Linked DNA regions of Mus musculus: all the other regions are linked to region 1. Evidence: chromatin loops called from intact Hi-C (ENCODE). Cell type or tissue: heart. All regions are shown on one strand. Links, peaks and the distances in the headings refer to the core of each region. The heading gives the core; the rest is flanking DNA.

Evidence for each region. Peaks named below come from ENCODE experiments on the same cell type or tissue, not always from the same donor. Only the 100,000 strongest peaks of a DNase experiment are listed, where the experiment ranks them.
Region 2: it touches region 1 in a loop (2.4-fold over the local background); 2 of 42 quality-filtered maps call a loop at or near these places.
Region 3: it touches region 1 in a loop (2.4-fold over the local background); 4 of 42 quality-filtered maps call a loop at or near these places.

The regions. Positions count from the first base shown.
Region 1 is chr13:3,889,092-3,896,210 of GRCm38, reverse strand. The region is part of intron 3 of Net1 (neuroepithelial cell transforming gene 1); the gene reads left to right. Among named protein-coding and RNA genes, the nearest start is that of Net1, 26 kb to the left of the region's middle. In heart, for the core only: a CTCF peak has its summit at 2,732; a DNase peak (open chromatin) is centred at 2,650; H3K4me3 peaks cover 1,879 bases; H3K27ac peaks cover 2,118 bases.
Region 2 is chr13:3,727,496-3,734,614 of GRCm38, reverse strand. The region is part of intron 3 of Gm35190 (a long non-coding RNA gene); the gene reads left to right. Among named protein-coding and RNA genes, the nearest start is that of Gm35190, 36 kb to the left of the region's middle. In heart, for the core only: a CTCF peak has its summit at 3,763; a DNase peak (open chromatin) is centred at 4,044; H3K27ac peaks cover 835 bases.
Region 3 is chr13:3,743,622-3,750,740 of GRCm38, reverse strand. The region is part of intron 3 of Gm35190 (a long non-coding RNA gene); the gene reads left to right. Among named protein-coding and RNA genes, the nearest start is that of Gm35190, 20 kb to the left of the region's middle. RefSeq lists an enhancer at 6,196-7,119. In heart, for the core only: a CTCF peak has its summit at 2,910 (motif pointing left); no DNase peak of the experiment used is centred there; H3K27ac peaks cover 1,010 bases.

The DNA of each region.
Region 1 (7,119 bases), core at 1,633-4,132:
AAGTTTCCTCTTGAGTAAACTGAAGAGCATGGGTCACTAGTCTGTGCCAGCTGAACGTGGACATGTCCATGTTGTGACTTTGGGACGTTATCTAGTTGTCTTGTTCAAGATTAGACCACAAACCTACACATTAAAATGAAACTAAGAGTTTACTGGCCAAAGGTTTGTTGTTTTCGTTTGTTTGCTGTAAACTGTTTTGGTTTTAACTGGTCCACTATGCTAGATCCAGTTTGTTTCACATAGACTTTCTGCTTGAGACATCAGTCTTTCCCTCTAGGGTCCCAGCTGAAAGACGGAAATGAAAACTATCCTTTCCCCTCCTTATCTTGGCCATACTTCACACAGAGCTAAGTGGAAAAACAGTTTTGAGAAGACGTTGGGTAAGAGACCCATGAGAATCCCTGGCAGCCTCTTTCCTAACCCCACTGCACTTCCTTCTCTTCCCTGCTGGGACTGTGTGGCCATGCTGTTGGCCTCACTTGCGTTGGTTTTTAACTGAGGAAGCTAACTGGACCAAGTGTCTCAGCGGGTCCTGCTGGCCTACACTATTTATTTGTATTATCTCGAAGGACCTTTGATCTTACCTGAAAGTCCATGATATTCACGTGCCTCCAAGTGAAGCCGTGTACCAGCTGCTTTTACAAATAGTCATCAACTCTAAAGCAGGCTCCACCACTCAAACAGCAAGATGCAGAGCCCTGCGAGACCCTGGTGGTGGCCTGAATGTGTAGATACAGACATAGCCATGGCCCTTCCTGGACAAGGTGGTGCTAGGCTGTACATTGGTAAATCATGCTTTAGTCTCACCTCACTGTTTGCCACTGATTCTCCCGCCCCCTTGCCAGGATTTACCTCTGTCCCTGCTGACAGATCTGAGATGCTCAGTAAAGATCTGTAGCTCTTTCCCTTCCCTCTTCCCCTCCTTCTTGCTTTCTCTCTCTTTCGTTTACAGAATTATTTTTCCCCGGTGGTCATTCCTCCAGTATTTACCCCTTGGACTGTGTTTTAGTTCAGATTTTTCCAAAGAAAATCCATGCAGATATCTTCTCCACACCCCTCCCAAATGACTCCAGATCTGACTGAGTGGCTTCAGTTGTGTGTTCTTGTTCCTTCAGATGCAGTGGATCAAAAGAAATTTAGTATTTTCTTGCAAAATCATTGTTCAACTTGTGAAACAGTTGCTCATATGTTTAAAATCGTTGACACATTGCATTTGTCCTCAAGCTCTTGGTACCTTATGCCTTCTGAGATTTGCCTGGTTTCCCAGTCACCTTTAATCACCTTCAACACCTCTAGCCCCAGGTGCCTGCAAGGTCATCAGCCTGTGGCCTTGTAGGAAGGAGTCTGTCTCCTCATCCTTGTGCTCTTACTCAGTCCTGGGTGAAGCAGCGAGGCATTGGAGGTTCACGGAAGCCCAACCTGGAAGCCCAACCTTTAGAAGTTTCCCTGCGAGCTTTCCCACCCACGTGTCAGGCAGGAGGGTAGCCCTGAATGGCACTTGCTAACTACACGGCTTACTTGGACTTGCAAAAGCTTTTACCCCTGCCTCTCCATACAGCCTGCTTCCGCCGTTACACACTAGGGTCTCGGCTACAAAGCCTACACTTTATCACCCAAGAATCTAGAGTTGTGCCTTTTCATACAGGGCTTATTTTACACTTGTAAATACTTCACTGTAGCTTTCCAGTTTCCCAGCATATAATATCTGCACACTGTTAATTAAGATGGGCCTACCTACTGTGCAAAACAAATCCGGGAGGAAGTCCGCTATATCTCAGGTCCTAACTTGAGAAATAGTGCCCTTCCATATAGGAAAGTTTTGGACAAGTTGGCAGCTGGCCTCTCCTGGGTGGCTCTCCCTGGGGTGGGGCTGTTCTTCCCTTTAAAATGCCAGGCTTTGTAAGCTGGACTGTTGGACCTATGAAGACCATATCAAGATAAGTTTAGGGGAGGATCCTGCTGTGTGTTTTTATGGCATAAATGTCTCACACCAAGATCGGTATACTGATCCTGGAAATTTGAACTAGGCCCGTCTAGCTTTTCCCAGGACCAGGTGGTCCAATAGGAATAGAGTGGACTGAAGGTGCCCTCTGTGGTTCCCTGTCAGTCCTTGAATTTAAAAAAAGGGGGTGGGGGGAGCAGGAACTACTTTAGATTTTCTGTGCACAAAGTAACAGATGTACTGTGACATTTTCATATAGGCCTCTCCCCCATGAATCCTTTGGCCCCCATAGGAACCTTGTTTTAAGAGGCAGGTAATTTTACCGTTGTGCTTAAGCCGGTGCTGCTGGGTAACTAGGCTCTTCTTTACTACATAATTTTTTAACCCACAAGTCTTTGCTGCGTAGTTTTTTAACACATACTCAGCCCTTTCCAAGGCACTAATTTTAGAGAAATCTCTAAATTTTAGAGGTTCTCTGTCAGTAACTAAGTGCTAGAGAAGTAACTGAGATAGGTTCCTCTGGCGTTCACTCGGCCTCCTGTGGGCTTCGGCTCTTTCTGTGCAAGTTCCAGTGCCTTTTTTATTGCGAGGGACCGGCTTAGCTCAGGCAGCTCCGGGCTCTCGCGGAGCAGCCTAGGTGCGCGCCCCTCCGCAGTTATCGGGAGTCACGTGGGTCCTGGCCCCGCCCCGGACTCCTGAGCTCTGCGTGCGTGCTCGCTGCCTTTGCAGAAGCAGAGCTCCACCGCGAGCGGAGGCATGGGCGCATGGCTGCCGGGCCAGGCTGAGCTCTCAGAAGAAAAGCCCGGCGCCTTGGCGGCGTTGCCCTGCAGGGCTGACTCGCATGTGGACTAACCCGAAAGATTTGAAAGGACACTTGTAAAGCATGGTGGCGCATGATGAGATCGGAGGTCTCCTGCCCATTAAAAGGACGATCCGAGTCTTAGATGTTAATAACCAGCCCTTCCGGGAGCAGGAGGTAAGAGCAGACCGAAGGAATGCTTTCCAACTCCGCAGAACTTCTAAGATTTTAAACTTCACTTTCAAACTTTTAATCGTATTACATCCTAAAATGTGCAACTATTATAAGCAAGGCTGAAATGTGTTTAAGAACTGTGGTCTAAGTTTAAGCAATTTTTTTTTACTATAGCATAGCTAAAATTGTGAAAAGTTACATACAAAGGAGATTTTAAATATATGAGTCTCTGGGTAAACATTTCTCATGTTCGATATGGTTGTGCTTCCCCCCCCCCCCCTAACTTGCATTACTAAGTCATGGAGACTGTTTTAAGAAAGGAAAGAAAAAGAAAAATATTTTCCTCTCGATGCTGGTGAACAAGTGAGTAAGTCCGACCTGGGATGCGTGTTCATTCTTTCCCTGTGTAGTTAGGCTTGCCGTTCCCTTTTTCCTTCTGAAAGGGTATTTGAGTCGGGGGAACACTGCCTGCCTGGCTTTCTAAAGTCTTTATGAACATTTATGGAAAAAATTATTTCATGCAATTTTTTTGTAATCTTGGCAGTTGATTGGTGCTGCGGTGTTTCCTGCTGCCAGTAGAAATGGTTATGGGTTCAGCCTACCAAATCTTTTGAAGATAGTGATGGTTTTTTACGAAAAATATATATGTAATTGTCCATTTTTTAAATGAGCAGTTTAATCACATGCCTCAAGGAGACAGCTTGTTATATACAATCATTGGGGCGCCATTGGGGGTTGATACTGAATTTTGTTATTTGTTTGGGTTCACTTTTTCTTACATTTTATAAAATCAACAAGAGAATGCTTCTTCCTACAAGGCTGTGAGTGAAAATCCCCAAGGTAGTTATCTTTCAAGGCCCTCAAGGTTGAGCCTTTTCCGTAGGATGAGACATGGGCTATTTTCCTGGAGCATCCAAATAACCAGGGTCAGAGTCCCTGCTTCAGAACACAGCCCTCATGACCTAAGGAAAAATAGTTTGTAATCAAAACTTGCCTTTATCTCTCTCAAAAAGCCTTTTTTATTCTTGTTTTTCTGTTTTTCAAAGTTGTTGCCAAGTGAGCGATTATGTTTGAAGGAAGGAATAAAACCGAGACGCAGGCTGCCCTTTAAAGTTCCATGATTTGACTGACCCTGAAGTATGCCTTGTCATGACATCATTGGGGGAAAGGTTACCCAAGCGGCTGTGCTTATAAATAAGATACATCCCAGGAAAGCTAGCATGAAAGTAGACGTAACTTTCTTATAGATACTTTGGAAATATTTTAGGACACCTCCCCTAAGTAGGGGAGGTGAACTCAAATTGAGTTCTCAAAGCCCAGCAGGGTCAGGCAGCTTTCCTACTAGGACGGATGCTCTGGCCAGCTGAACTAGATAGTCTGATTAAAGATTAACCTAAGTAAACAGCGTAGACCCCTGAGAGTGGCTTTGCCCCTTCCAAGTGAACCTTAGCCCTCATAAAAGGTTGCCTGTTGCGATAGAAGTTGCTCGACGTTAGCCTTGTTAGCATTCATGTTTATTCTCCCAGATTTGCTGCTTGTCTTTAGGGGAGACAGGCATCAGTGTCTATGAATCCTAGTGTTCACTGTAACAACCTTCCAGCTCGATAAGCAAGTCACCACCATTATATAATTAAGCCTGGCCTTGGGGGGCTGGGTGTCTGTGCCTGTGGGGGAGTGTGGGTGTGTACTTTCATCAAGTCCAAATATCACTGCTGAGTCCTGCCAGGGAGAGGTGCGTGTAGGTGTAACAACAGTCTTATGGTGCAGATGTTCTTGTCCTTAATAAATCAGATAACTGAAGGAGTTCTCTTGGACCTGTAGAAGGACTGCTTTGCTTATAATTTTCCTAGCTCAAATTGTAATCCATATTCCCAAAGATATAGATTTTGCCCCTACCTTTTTGCTGACTCTTAAGTGCCTAATCCATTTCACTTCTCCACCAAAAATAAAATAAAATAAAATTATGTTTGATCTTTTCTTCAACTAGTGTCTGTATCCTGAAATTGACAGTGATATGTTTTTACCTTTCATTAAAATTTTTCATTATTTGAAAAGGAGTTCCCAAATGGTTGTTCCACCATGTTTGCCATTTTGGTTTGGTTTGGTTTGGTTTAGTTTAGTTTAGTTCTTTTTGGTTTAGTTTGGTTTGGTTTGGTTTTTGCTTTTTTTGAGTTCACACTGGGTAGCCCAGGCTAGGTCAGGCTAGCCTGGAACTACTGTCAATGCTCTATTTAAACCTGCCAAGTACACACACTATACTTTCTTACCAAACATGTTAGACTTGACTATTGAATAGCAATATGCTTTATAAAGAAGTGATATTGTAGTTATTTTTAAAGAACTGTGAATGTGTTTAGCCACCAAGTGCAGTCTGAAGAAATGCATACACAAAATTTATATTAGTGCCTTACAAGTGCTTTTAGATAGACACTTAGTTACCTAAGTCTACATGTTGTAGTTCTCTAGTGAGAGGGTGCCTGCCTGATACTCACAGGACCTGCTTAGTCAATCAGAATCATTTCTTTTTCATTTTAAACATTACATGGGGGGGGGGGGGGTTGTTGGCTTCTTTTTTTTTTTTTTTTTTTTTGAGACAGTGTTTCTCTGTGTAGCCCTGGCTGTCCCGGAACTCACTCTGTAGACCAGGCTGGCCTCGAACTCAGAAATCCACCTGCCTCTGCCTCCCAAGCATAACATAGTTTGTAATTGCCACGAATTTAGAAGTTTTACATTAACTAATCTTAAAAGGCAAGAATTTGACAATTTTATTTAGTATGATAATATCAAAATGTCTTCTTAGGTAAACTGACTTTTACTTTCTGACTCACTGGGAGGTGCACCTTTCTAAAGACCTTCAAACGGAGCTTAAATATTTGGTGATTTACTAGGAAGTGAAACTTTTATGCTTTGAACAGGGAAGAGGTGCTAACCTCTGCTTCCAAAGCACACGAGTCAGGCAGCTGCTTTGGTTCCAGTTCATGGTGGCATATCTTGCTTTGTGAGGTAATTCTATCTCCATTCAAACAGGAGACGCTTTGTGCCGTCTTTACTAAATGGAAAGGAATGCCTCTAGCTGCCCCTGCACACGCGTGTGTCACTCAGTCTGCACAGATGTGTGCTGAAGGCCCTTGTCAGACGGCATATGCCACTTTACTGCGTGGCTCAAAGGCTTCTTGTTCAGCTCATTGTGGTTTGTAGTTTAAGTTTTGCTTCCCAGTTAGTTATTTGGAGGAGGAGGGAGTGGTTTACAACCCTGTCTCTTCAAGCCTCCAGAGTTTGGATTCTCTTTGAAGTCCTTGAGTCTCTGAGGTTCCTTCTGGTGCGTGTATGTGCACACTCAGGAGCTAGATGCTTCGTGGGCTGTGGACTCATTTATGCTTCTTTCTAACTTTGTCCTTTTTTCCCACTTTGTTCTTAAATTATACGAGAGTTATTTTTACTTGGTTTCCTTGCACCCCTCTCTTTTAAAGTAATTTGTTCTTGTCAGAAATTTTAGGGGAAAGAATGTTTTTCTGTTACTTTTTAATTTAATGGTGATCTATTTTTGAGACAGTGTCACTATGTAGTCCTGACCGGCCTTTTGCCTTGAACTCAAAGAGATCTACCTGACTCTGCCTCGAAAGTGTTCGGATTAAAGCTGTACACCACCTTGTCCAGCCTTCCAAATTCTCACCATTTATCTCACATTTTATTTTATCACATTTATCTCACATTTTATCACGTGTGAGACTTGTTAAAGGCACCAGACACAAACAGTGTATGCTCCTCTTGTAGAATCACTTGATTTGGAGTTCGTTATCTCAGGAACTCTAAAGTCTTTGGACAGTGCGTCCTTCATACTAGCTTTGTGAAGCTTTGAGATCCAAGGATGCTAAGTGCTTGTTTGCTATGCTATTGCTGCTTTAAAAGCTGTGCTGCTTCTTAGCCCTGACTGTGCCATTGCAAGAGCAGGAGGTAGGATTCTAGGCCTGTCAGAGCCTAGGAGGCCTTTGAACCTCCCCTCTGCCTTGGCTTGAGCAGTTTTTGACCCATTTCAGTATTAGACATGCTCAAAGGTTATTCTCAAACTAAAGTAGTTAAAAGTGGAAATACACAATACAGGGACAGGGACAGAGACAAAACCTTGGTTTTCTTAAGCTGTTGTTACTTGGTGGTGTTCTAGTTTAGCGTAAAAAACAACAATCATTTTTTTTTTTAGTTCCCT
Region 2 (7,119 bases), core at 2,548-5,047, 160 kb after region 1:
AAAGAACATCTGGTGGAATCACCATTCCTGACCTAAAGCTTTACTACAGAGCAATTGTGATAAAAAACTGCATGGTACTGGTATAGAGACAGACAAGTAGACCAATGGAATAGAATTGAAGACCCAGAAATGAACCCACACACCTATGGTCACTTGATCTTCGACAAGGGAGCTAAAACCATCCAGTGGAAGAAAGACAGCATTTTCAACTATTGGTGCTGGCACAACTGGCTGTTATCGTGTAGAAGAATGCGAATCGATCCATACTTATCTCCTTGTAATAAGGTCAAATCTAAGTGGATCAAGGAACTTCACATAAAACCAGAGACACTGAAACTTATAGAGGAGAAAGTGGGAGAAAGCCTTGAAGATATGGGCATAGGGGAAAAATTCCTGAACAGAACAGCAATGGCTTGTACTGTAAGATCGAGAATTGACAAATGGGACCTAATGAAACTCCAAAGTTTCTGCAAGGCAAAAGACACCGTCAATAAGACAAAAAGACCACCAACAGATTGGGAAAGGATCTTTACCTATCCTAAATCAGATAGGGGACTAATATCCAACATATATAAAGAACTCAAGAAGGTGGACTTCAGAAAATCAACCCCATTAAAAAATGGGGCTCAGAACTGAACAAAGAATTCTCACCTGAGGAATACCGAATGGCAGAGAAGCACCTGAAAAAATGTTCAACATCCTTAATCATCAGGGAAATGCAAATCAAAACAACCCTGAGATTCCACCTCACACCAGTCAGAATGGCTAAGATCAAAAATTCAGGTGACAGCAGATGCTGGCGTGGATGTGGAGAAAGAGGAACACTCCTCCATTGTTGTTGGGATTGCAGGCTTGTACAACCACTCTGGAAATCAGTCTGGCGGTTCCTCAGAAAATTGGACATAGTACTACCGGAGGATCCAGCAATACCTCTCCTGGGCATATATACAGAAGATGCCCCAACTAGTAAGAAGGACACATGCTCCACTATGTTCATAGCAGCCTTATTTATAATAGCCAGAAGCTGGAAAGAACCCAGATGCCCCTCAACAGAGGAATGGATACAGAAAATGTGGTACATCTACACAATGGAGTACTACTCAGCTATTAAAAAGAATGAATTTATGAAATTCCTAGCCAAATGGATGGACCTGGAGGGCATCATCCTGAGTGAGGTAACACATTCACAAAGGAACTCACACAATATGTACTCACTGATAAGTGGATATTAGCCCCAAACCTAGGATACCCAAAATATAAGATACAATTTGCTAAACACATGAAACTCAAGAAGAATGAAGACTGAAGTGTGGACACTATGCCCCTCCTTAGAATTGGGAACGAAACACCCATGGAAGGAGTTACAGAGACAAAGTTTGGAGCTAAGATGAAAGGATGGACCATGTAGAGACTGCCATATCCAGGGATCCACCCCATAATCAGCATCCAAACGCTGACACCATTGCATACACTAGCAAGATTTTATCGAAAGGACCCAGATGTAGCTGTCTCTTGTGAGACTATGCTGGGGCCTAGCAAACACAGAAGTGGATGCTCACAGTCAGCTAATGGATGGATCACAGGGCTCCCAATGGAGGAGCTAGAGAAAGTAGCCAAGGAGCTAAAGGGATCTGCAGCCCTATAGGTGGAACAACATTATGAACTAACCAGTACTCCGGAGCTCTTGACTCTAGCTGCATATGTATCAAAATATGGCCTAGTCAGCCATCACTGGAAAGAGAGGCCCATTGGACACGTAAACTTTATATGCCCCAGTACAGGGGAACGCCAGGGCCAAAAAGGGGGAGTGGGTGGGTATGGGAGTAGGGGTGGGTGGGTATGGGGGACTTTTGGTATAGCATTGGAAATATAAATGAGCTAAATACCTAATAAAAATGGAAAAAATAAAATAAAATAAAATATGATCAATGTTAAAAAAAAAAAAAAAGAACTTGAAGAGCCGCTTGTAGAGAAAAGGTTACCTCTGGCTTAGCCTAGCAGTCAGGAGATATGAGGTGTCTGGTAGATAGCCCAAGGCCAGAAGCTCTCTCTCCTATTCCTTCTGAGGCTCGAGTTCAGTTAGCCCTTAGTACCACTGGCTACAGAAACGTACTAGCCTCTTGGTGCATTGGAGAAGGAACAAAGCAAGCAGAGCCCATGGAATCAGCCTGAGTCCAGTCGTGGGATCTCCAAGATCTCCTTAGCTGGGGAAGTTCATGAGCAGGTTGATAGAGCTCTTGAAAGTCAGTCCACACCACAGGTAAAGAGTGCTCGTCTTGAGGCCAGATAGAATGATAAGGACTTAAACCCAAGACAAGAAGGTAGTCCTTGTACCAACTGCCCCATATATACTCATTGCTTCAGGCAGCTTTTCCAAATCAGATCCTAATCTGCTCAGTTCTGTTTTTTGTTTTGTTTTGGTTGGTTGGTTTGGTTTGGTTTTTTTTGTTTGTTTGTTTGATTTTTGGTTTTTTGAGACAGGGTTTCTCTGTGTAGCCCTGGCTGTCCTGGAACTCACTCTGTAGACCAGGCTGGCCTCGAACTCAGAAATCCACCTGCCTCTGCCTCCCAAGTTCTGGGATTAAAGGTGTGTGCTACCTTCCACGCCTGGCTTCTGCTCAGTTTTATCCAGTGTCTCTAAGCTGAGGTTTAGAATATTATATTCTAAACACATGTTTCTAAGTCATGTCTTAATTAGGACATTTAAGGAAAGTTAGAGTTGGGATATTGCTACTTTAACAGGTTAGAAACATGCTTACAGATTGGGTAGGAATAAGACACACTGCTTCCAAGAAGGCATGCCTTAAGCTCAGGCAAGTAAGTTACTGGAGTATCTAAAAGCAGAAAGAATCTAAAGGAAGAAAGAACTTCCTCTCGAAGAGCAGTAGCAAGGGTCAGCGCTATGGCCGGCTTCTTGAGCTGCTAGATGGAGCTTGAATAAAACAACATGGAGAAAAGTTAAGCTTAACCATGAATTTCAACACCTTTGAAAGAAATTAATCCCTGCTCTGATTCACCAGAATTACTAAAGTCAGATCATGAGCCTTGGCTGCCCAAACAAGCTAGCTTGTCCACCTATCTCCAATTTGCTAATTAAGCAGACAAACAAGGAGAGGCTTGAATGGTACCCTTGAGTCCACCTTTAGAATCCTGAGATGAGGTTTAGGTTTAAATAGAGGGTAAGAAGGCTGCATACGCAATCCTAGTCCATTTGTGGTATCATCTGTCTCTGACCCATCAGTGTCTCAGCTCCAGGCTTTCGCTCAGGATGGAACCAAGTCAAATCTGTTTCTGAGAGACAAGCTCCTCTTCTGGTTGCCACCAAGCTTCTACCTTTCCCTCTCTTACCATAAGATCCCAGGAAATTTACTAGGGGAAATTCTAGTTCCTTGGGGACTGCTGTTTCAGAAGTCTGCCAGTCTTTTTCAGAATGTCTTTACACCTGCCAGGAAAGTTAAGGTCGCAGCAAAAGTTGCTCAGTGACTCACTACAGTGGTCAGGAGAGGACAAGCTTGCCTCTGCTTCTTAACTGATGGATCTGCCATCAAAACTACCTCAGAGTTTCTTTTCATTATACGGTAGTTTATTGAGCCCTCAGACACTAATTTCCTCACGTTTGGGAAAGGATAAGAAAAGAAATTCCAACAGAGGCTGGGAGAAAGGGGTGAGCAATTGAAATACAATTAGTTAGCAGAGTGTCAGTACATAACACACAAAATACAAAGGACTTTGCAGGACCAAGGGGACCCCTGGTGATGGAGACACACAGAGGATCAAGCCAGTGATCTACAGCAGGGACGCTATGCTGGGGAGCTGCCAGGCCTAGAGGGTGCAGCTCTGATTCTCAGCTGACATTTGGAACAATCACTACTGAACAGCCACCTTTGCTCACAACAATCTCTGGCCCTCCCTTCAACTCCTTGACTCTTAAAGGCCGGGTCAAGAGCCTCTAGGCTTTTTTTTGTGACCTTTTTCTACAATGTTGGTTGCCCTGGAAACTACTGCAGCTGGCTCTTGGCCTCCCGAAGCAGGCACTGTAATGAGAATCTCAGGCAGGTTTTTTCTGCTCTGCCAGTGCTGAGGACAATGGGTGGAATGCTGGCCAAACAGCTCTGGTTTCAGGACCTGTTCTGAGGACACTCCCCGCAGCTCATAAAAGAAGGGGAGGGAGCAAGATTTGGGAGGAGAGGTGGGGAGGGGGACACAGAAGCTGATGGCAGTGTGACTCAATATAGAAACTCTCTGTCACAACCTTCCTGGGAAAGGGTGATGATAGTTACATGGTGCTGTGTCTGTGGGATTACATAACAAAGACTAAAGTCTGTGGCCATCCCTTTCCTCACCTTGTGTGTGTGTGTGTGTGTGTGTGTGTGTGTGTGTGTGTGTGTCTGTGTGTGTGTGTGTGTGTGTGTGTGTCTGTGTCAATGTGTGTGTCTGTGTGTGTCTGTGTATATCTATGTATATCTGTGTGTGTTTGTTTCTGTATGTGTGCCTATGTGTCTGTGTGTGCCTGTGTGTATGTCTGTGGTGCATGTCTGTGTGTCTTCATGTATATACACATGTGAACAGAGGTCAACATTTCTATCTTCCTCAATTTTTTTTTTTTTGAGACAAGGTCTCTCACTGATTGGAGACAAGGTCTCTCACTAAACATGGAATTCACTGAGTTAGTCAGGCTAAGGCTAGCCAACAAGCTCCAGAGATCCTCTTGTCTCTGTCTTCTAAGTGCTGGGGTTACAGATTCATGGACCACTCCTGACTTCTCTGTGGATGCTGGTGATCTGAACTTGGCCTCCATGCTAGCATGTCTGGTGCTTTACTAAGTCACCTACCTCCCCAGGCCCAGAGCTCACCATTTAGTCGTTACATTCTTTCACTTTTTTAGTGACTAGAATGAAATCACTCTGATCAGATCTATAGATGACCTCATCCGGAGATGACCCTGTCTGTAGATGACCCCATCTATAGATGATGACCCCGTGTGTAGATGACCCATCTGTAAATGACCCCATCCAGAGATGATCCCATCCAGAGATGACCTCATTTGGAGATGGCCTAAATGGAGAGTGAATCTACTTCAGATAACGCTACCGATATTTAAGAAACAAAATCCCCACCTTATCAAGTTAGGAAAATGGACTGAGACTACCATAGGAGAACCTGGCTAAGTGGAAATTGTCTTAAGTGAGTATAAGTTAGTAGGACCTCATAGCTTGGGAAACAGATACAACTGTAATACGCCTAAGTCCTTGGTTAGCTATTATCTGCACCCTTCATGTTTTTCCTAGGAGCTGGGAATCCTCCAAGTGTGCATGTCTTAAAAGTCAAACTGCCCCACGCAGTTTGAACAAGGTTCAATTGCTATATTTAAAACACATATAGATATGTCTCAGACTTTCATGAATGCTATTAAGATGAATCCTAAAGCCAAACTACTTGGGTTTGAAGCATAGCTCTAGTGATTGTGTGTGTGTCCTTGGAGAAATTACTTAATCTGCCTGTGGGTGTCAGTTGCTTCATCTATACCATGGAGAAAACAAAGCTATCTCCTCTCTAGTGTTTTGGTTAGAGCTTAGTGGGTTAAGGTTCTCAAGCTTAAGAGAGGAGATTAATGTTTAGTGATGTCACTCTAGTTCAGTATTTGCCTGTGTGCTTTCCAAATGGAGAATCATTCTTCCTGGAGGGTTCTGATAAACCTCAGCACGCTCAGGACTCGATTCTGAGTTGACCTATAGCCCAGGCTAGCCAGGAACTCATTATACAACCTAGGCTAGCCTTGCACTCTCTATCCTCCTACTTTGAGTGCTGAGATAGTTACCATCCTGGCAGAAGTAAAGATTCTCTAAAGGGACATATGTGTCTTTCCCTTTGGCTATGAGACTCTTAAGACAACAAACCCCATGGAATTGGACTGTCCCCAGGATCTCATGCTGTTAGAAGGAAAAGTCTGAAATCTTGTGCCAACCTTATAGTGAGCTTTTCTCCTGGAAGGAGATTTCACTCATTTTTTTACATCTTACCAGACCATCTTGTAGGAGAGACGGAGTCTGAAACAATGGGGGCCAATGAGCATGGCTGCCTAGCCACACAGGCCTCTTAACATCTCATTAAACGTAACCCTTATCTAAGTATCCCAAAGATGGATGTGAAGAGCATTGCCACTCCAATGTAGCCACAAAACTCTCATGTCACGTTGTGCTACTCCACTCCCAAGAGAGGAGTGAGGAGCCAGTCACCCTCCCAAGGCTGGCCTGAACTACAAGGTGTTTATGTGGTTTTGTGGCCTGAAGGGACCTAATGAGAGGTCTGTCCCTGTACTGGCTAGTCAAAGGCTGTCTTCTAAGAACCTGAGGCCAGCAGGAGAATATAACTTCTACCACTGGCTCCACCTACAGCATCCTGGAGTCCTAAGAATTTAACTTACTTTTCCTTTCCAATGGGTTTGGGGAAGATCAGAAACCCAGTGAGGATGGATTGTCTATTTTTCTAGAGGAGAAAAACCTTGCTTTGGTTCAAACCTTCAGTTTGCTTGTAGACCAATACATCTTCATGCTCGGGTCTCACCCAAGGTCATGTCTGCTCAGGAGCACAGTGGTCTTGATGCCAGGAAAGCCAAAAATCTGCACCATCCATTCCCCACCCCCACTCCACCCTGAAAGCTGAGAACAGTCTCCTATCACTCTGTAAGATTTAAGTCACTGTCTAGGAGCTAAGCCTCCATAGGAGATGCTGGAGCCTTTAAAGGCTTTGAACAGGGGCTGGGGAGATGGGGATTGTTCCTTAGTAATGCTCTGACAAGCAGGAGAACTTCAGCTCAATTCCCAAAATCTAGAACAGCTAAAGGAAGTCTGTTTCTGTCCTTCCTCAATCCTCTGTGCCTATAATCTCAGGGACAATGAGAGGGAGGTGGAAGTTCACTGGCGGGCTAATTGTGGCCCATTTGGTGAAGTTCCAGACCAAAGACCCTGTCTCAAACAAAAGGCGGATGGATTTGAGGAACAACACCTGAGGTTGTCCTCTTACCTCCACAAACATGAACACATAGCACATAAAACCTGTAACACCACCAAACATGAATACATGTGCACCTGTAACACCACCACACTCACAGACACATAT
Region 3 (7,119 bases), core at 1,945-4,444, 150 kb after region 1:
ATTCTTGGGACAACAATCTAATCATCACAGTGGCTAACATTTCTTGAGCTTTGAGTACACATGGGTCTTTTTCTGAGCATTCTATATCTATTATCTTCTTTAAACCTGGTAATAATCTTGCTTAAGAAAACATGTGAAGGTTAATAGTTTTACACACACACACACACACACACACACACACACACACTCATGAAGCCTGCATTCAAATTCAAGTTAGGACTTGATATGTAGTTCAGTTGGTAGAGTGCCTGCCTGGAGTGTAGGAGGCCTGGGTTCTGATCCCCAGGCCTGCATAAACTGGGTATGGTGGCACACTCCTGTGATCTTAGCACTTGGATGGTCATGGCAGGACTACCAAAAACTCAAGTTTTTCCTTTGCTATGTAGAGAATACCTAGCCTTTAAAATTATCACCAGAGAAGTGTAGCCCTAGAAAACAGATACAGGGTCCCAGGATAGGGTTGTACTGTACGGTACTGGGTTTGAGTCTGGGTTGTTGCTGAAATCTCCAGAGAAACCTCCAGGCAAACAGACTTCCAGGCTTCATCCTGAACCTTCATTAAAATGTGAACAGAAGCAGGTGTTTTTAAGAGGCCCATATATCCATCTGAAGATAAGCCAAGTGTGGAATCTCAGCCAAGAGCCCAGGGGAGGTGGGGGTGGAGGCTGGAAAGAGTCAGATGAACAACAGAGCCCTATCTGGGAGCCACAGTAAGAAGAAAGGCTCCAAGGAGGGGCATGACATGGCACATAGGCAGTCAAGCTTTACAGGACAAGGGCCACCTTTGAGAGAGGTTGTTCCCTGCCATGGACACAAAGGTCCAAGGGAAGGGAGGTCACATTGTTCCTACATCGAGCTCTGACATGGTGTGCCCAGTGCTATGTCACATGGCAGCATCACACAGCTGGCTGGGCTTGGAGGAAAGGGTGTGTCCCCACTTTGAAGCCACTGGGGCATACTTCCTCCCACTACCACTGAGTGCCCTGGACAGGACACAGTGACACGAGACCAAGTTTGGCTCACCTCGATGTGTGTATCACATATAACAGAACCAGAAACACAGGCTAGAAGGAGTCCAGATCTGAGTGTGGCCTTCTAGGGTCTGCTTACAGCAGGTCATAAGGAGGCCTAGAGAGCTGTCTTAGAAGCACATCAACACACCCAGAGCCTTGAGCACTGCTTTCTTACCCCTAGCCTTGCCAATACCCTCACTTCTTGTTGATCCCTCAGATTTCTGCCTCACTTTTTATTTTTATTTTCCTGTGCTGAGAATTGAACCCAGGAATCTTGCACATGTCAGACAAACATCCTATCACTGCCCTGTATTTCCAGATTTTTTTTAGGTATTTGTTTACTCATTTCTTTAATTTTAAAGACAGTGTCTCACTTTGTAGTCCCAGCAGACCTTAAACTTGGGATTCTCCTCTATCAGTCTCTTCATTAGCTAAATTTATAAGCCTGTAACAGCACTAGGCCCAGCAACTGCCTTTACCTTTTAGAGGGCCCATGCCTAGCATCAGGCCTGGATCACAGCAAGTGTGTGGTAAGTATTCATCTGAGCTGAATTCTCCCTTTCAAGTGACCTCCAGGTTCTTCCATCTCTACCATTGCCCATTTGAACCAATTGAGGATTTGGCTCAAAGAGATACCAGTCCCTTCAATAACTGCACACAGATGCTGGGAAATGGCCCAGCTGGTGAAATGCCTGCCTCGGGGTCCATATGGAGAGCTTGGGAGGGGGAGTGGAAAGATGGTTCAAGAATTAAAAGCACCTGCAGAGAGAGTGCACGGCTTCCCTCACCACCGTAACTCCAACTCTAGGGATCTGACACTCTTCTGGCTTCAACACGCACGTGCACACATGTGCTACAAATACATTCACTTAACAACACACATATGCATAGATAAACATTTTTTAAATACTTGTTTATGTATGTATATAGATGTTTTGTTTGCTTGTGTGACTATGACAACATGTGGAGTCCAAAAGAGGACATCAATTCCCTGGAACTGGACACCTAACTATTTTCATTTATGTGGGTATTGGTTTGGTTTGTATATCCAGGTTGACTTAGTTGTCAGTTTTAATGCTCTGCCGTGATACCCATAGCTTCTATGTTCGAAGATTTGCAGTTGTGCATGTGTCCAAGGCTAAAAGAGCTAATGAGGCATCCGCCAGGCAAACTTTGACAAAGTACTCAACTTGAGTTCAAATTAACTGTTAAACAGGAAACAAAAACCACCTTGCAGAACAATTAGAAAGACTAAGGTTCCAAAATAAATCATGTAGTATACAGTTGTTGGTACACATTATTATTATTATTATTATGTACCAATTATGATTATAGTCTCAATTTAAGGGCAGCTTAGTGTTGGGACATGGGTGTCAAGTTTATGGTTTCTCATTATTGCAGAGCCACTGATTTCTATAGGCATAGAGAAGGGCTGAAGGACAGAAACAGAGCTCAGAGATGAAACAGGTCAGAGGGCTGTTTGTAGAACTCAATACATTGTTAAGAAAGCTCCATTTAGTAATAATGACATTGTTTCATTTTTGTTCATGAATTGGCACACATGTGTAACATACTTTGTTCATGGTCATAAATAGCATGTCTTTTGGGTGTGGGTGGAAGCATTCCAAACTTGAACAAAGGTCTGACCAGGCCCACTGCCAGGCCCCCAGTATAAAAACATGAATCCTGTGCTTCTAAGGTACAACCTTTGTTCTCATAGGAGGAGACAGATTATTGACACTCCTAGGTGTTAGAGTTGGACAGAGGATTCTGGGAGACAGCTGCAGCCCATAGACATCATAAATACAAATAAATCAAAATTTTTGTAGTGTTTAATTATTTGAGTAAATTAAGATTTAATACCAACTCGGTTTGAGTTTTGCAAAAACAGAAAAGTGAGCCTTCTACTGGCCATGGCTGGGATGCCAGTTCTGAAGGCCCGGTAGGGCCTAGATACGAACTAGAGTAGTCTTCCCAGACATTTACCACATGCCAGGCACACTTGATTCCATACTTTAAGACCTCTGTGGGAGATGCTTGAGAGAGGTGCGGGGGGGGGGGGGGGGGGTGTCTTGCAGATATACCAGGCATAGCAGTACAGGCCTGAAATGTCAGCATTTGAGAGTTTGAGACCTGTGACTGGTGAAGTTACGGCCAGCTTGGGCTACATAGCAAGCTCCAGGCCTGCCTGAGCTACATAGTAAGATCCCGTCTCAAAACTTAACAACAGAGTCTTAACAGATGGAACACTGAGGCCTGAACAGGCAGCGCAGGCAGCGGCGGGGAGGGGATGAATGTGAGTCTTGAGAGGGGTTCTATTGGTAGGCCTTTCTTCTTGCTTTAGGTTGCAAACTTGGTAAAGGCCAGCCAGGGGGCAGGGAGAGAGGAAGCCATATGATAAATACTGTCCTTTTATACAGTTAAGGTTTGGGTGGCATTCCTCCGGATTGGGATCAGAGAATCCAAACTCCATCTCCCGAGTTGATCCTATACTTCCTGAAATGTGACTTTAACAATGGAGGGAGGGGTTCTCCACACACAGCCAGCCCCAGCAGGCTGCATGAGCCAAAATCAGGGAGAAAAACCTGACAGCAAGGATTTTCTTACTGGAGGGTGCTTAATGGAAATCCAGGCAAAGTGACAAAGATCTCGTCAGGCATTCCGGGACACCCCAGCCCTCCACAGAACAGATCTGAGGGGATGTCTGTTCTCCTCGGAGCTCTGTCACCAGACTCATCTCTGCTTGTGTCATTGTCTGTCATGGCGCACACACAAACAGCTTCCTAGACTAGGATATCCCCAGACGCAAAGCCGCAGCTCCTCACAGCGCTGATGTTAGAAAGAGTTCCTCTTTGCTTTGTTGATTGGTGCCCCTGGGCTAGGACACATTTTTTCTAATTCCATTCATCCCCTCTAAGGACAAGTCCCAAAATGCTTCCTTATGTCTTTGCTTGGGAGCTCAGGGAGCGTTTACACAAGTGGCTTTGGATGCCCGCAGCGTCTGGAGCCGATTACTGTTGTGCGTTGCCTGCATTATAGCGTGAGGAATCTAAAGTTCAGAGAGATTAAATGCATTGCTGAGGACAAACACAATGACAGGCCACTGAGTCATTCAGTCTGCCTCATAAAAGTTATTTAAGCCACATAGAACCAAGATCCTGGTAGAAATTAAACACAAGAGAAACCGTGCAACATGCCAGGAAAGTGTAGCTAAGAAATACAGAGACTCGACCAAGTCTTCTATATAAGTAGGAGTAGTCTCTCCATTCAAGAAGTTTATGCTGGTTGGCTAGGATTTTCTAGAATGAGTGTAACAACTGAACAATCAGGGAAAGAAGGACTTATAGGCCATTAGACAGGTGAATATATATATACCTCACTGATTTTATATATATATATACACACATATACATATATATATATACACACACACCACTGATGGATATATATACCTCACTGACGATATATATATATATATCGGTGAGGTCAACTCTGCCTGGCTAGAGAAATTAGGTGTTTGATAGCTCATCCATAGAGAATCTGACACATGACAATGAACAGCTCAATCTGTAAAATACTTGCTTTGTAAGCATAAGGACCTTAGTTAGATCCCCAGAAGCCATATTTTTGAAAAGCTGGGCATAGTGGCACACACTTAATTCCAGTGCTTCGGAAGCAGGGATAGGCAGATCTCTAGGACTCAAAGGCCAGTCAGCCTAGCCTACTTGGTGAGTTCAAGCCAGTGAGAAAGCCTATATTGGAAAGAGAGAGAGACAACGACAGAGTGAGAGAGGAGGAGAAGGAAGAGGAGGAAGAGGAGGAAAAGAGAGGCAGTACCTAGGGAATGACAACCAAAATACTCTCTGATCTCCATATGCCCTTCTACACATACACACAAGTGGAACACTCAGGCACATAGACATACGCACAAATATTGAGAACTTGCCATGTGTTGAGATCTGAGTTCAGAGCACTGCATTCAGAATCTCATAAAGTCTTTACAAGAGCTCTAATGTATGGACTGGCTGCTGAAGGGCTTTGGTACCTCTGGTGACTCATCCATCAGTGCCGATGACATTGCTCATCACAGCAAACCTGACTTCTGTCATACCTCAGACTCCCATCACTAGCCCAGATACTCAGTCTGGGGCTGTCACCCACCACATTCAGGAACAGCATCCTGACTCCATGCTCCTTGGTACTTCCCACAGGCACACACTTGATGATTGGTCACTGTCAATCTACAGAGGCTGGGGATAAAACACAGTTGCTCCCCAAGGCATTTAGTAATGTGATGAGAAGACATCCCCAGGCTGTCCACACCTGCTGCACAACCAGACAATGAGAAAGAATGACTGTGTGGGTCGGGAAACTGGGTGTCCTTCCCATAACTTAACCTCACTCCAGGGCCAGATAGTATGATATCTCTATACTGATCAGTCTCAGCATAAAGGCTCAAGGAAGACACAAAGAAAGATTGTAGTGTAGAGAAGGTACTCAATGGAACACCCAGCTAGATGAGAGTCAGAGGCCAGCTACCTCTGACCCTTGTCATGCCGGCACTCATAGCCACACCACACAGAACCGGTGGGAAGTGCATTACGTGCCTATTAACACATCCCATCCTCACAGACACTTGTGTGGCCTCATTTCACAAATGAGAAACTAATATGACTGCTTGGATGGTCAATGTCTCCAAAGGCCAGGTGTTGATGGTTTGGTAATCAGCCTCTAGTGCTGTTAGGAAAGAGTGAAACCCTTAGAGGGTGGGGCCTCTTGAGAGGAAGTTAAGACACTGGGAAATGGCTTTAAACAAAGTATTGGAACCCAACCCCTCTTTTCTTTGTCTTTCTCTCTCTCTCCCTCTTCTCCCTCCCCCTCCCCCTTCCCCTCTCCTCTCTCTTTCTTCTTCTTCTTCTTCTTCTTCTTCTTCTTCTTCTTCTTCTTCTTCTTCTTCTTCTTCTTCTTCTCCTCCTCCTCCTCCTCCTCCTCCTCCTCCTCCTCCTCCTCCTCCTCCTCCTCCTCCTTCTTCTCCGTCTCCTTCATCTTCTTCCCAGCTACCATACACATAGTCCCAAGACTCCAGAACCCTGTGTCCTTTGTGGTTGCCCCTCATTTATTACTGTTCATAAAATAGTAGGCTAGACAAAGCGGCAAGCTTCTGCTTCCAGGAGAAACCCTGCCTCAAGGCAGTAAGGAGGCAAGCAATAGAAGAATATTCATTCATTTCCAGCTCCCACGTGTACATGCACAGAAGAGCACCCACACACACTCAATTGCACGTACCATGATGTCTTCCTCTACCACACATCCCCAAAGCAGTCACAGACTAAAGCCATGAGCCAAAATGAATCTTTCCTCCTAATAACATAGTTGATTATCTTGGGTATTTTGCCACAGTAAGCGGAAGCTGATAATACACTGAGTCACAGAGAGGGTGACCTTCCCAGGATGACATCAGCCATTTGGCCCTTATTCTCACAATGATTCTGCTCTGGCATGCTCCTGGAAATATTCAGTCTTCCCAGCACCTAGTTAATGATTGAGCCCATCCCATAAGATCCAAAGGGCAGAGGAACCCAGCCACTGGATTGCCAGGCACCTGCTATTTTATGAATACTCATAAATGAGCTGCAACCATAAAGGACACAGGGTTTGGGACTCCAAAAGGCAAACCCACAGATAAAACAACCGACCCACTCAGACGCTCCCTCCTTGCAACCAAGCTTCTCACCAAGTGGGAACCCCTGTGCAACTTCCAATCACCATATGAACAGGACCACCATGATGCTTTCCTCAGTCCTCACTTCTCCAGAAAGCTTCCCCTTTGGCTTATGCTGGTATCACATCCACTTAAAGAGTTTCCTCTGACACTCCCACCCCCCCACACAAGGACAAACTGGGCCATGGTGGCATCATGTCTTTATGCAAATCCAGTTTATTAACCATGCAACTGTAGGTAGGTGCTTCAGTGTCTGTGCCTCGGTTTCCCCGTTTATGAAGTCCTATAAGCATAGGAAATGAGCATGAGTAAGGCAAACAGCAGCCCAGGGAGACATCCCCTGTTCTGTTTCCAGGTGGTCCCTGGACTTATGTAGCACAGCAG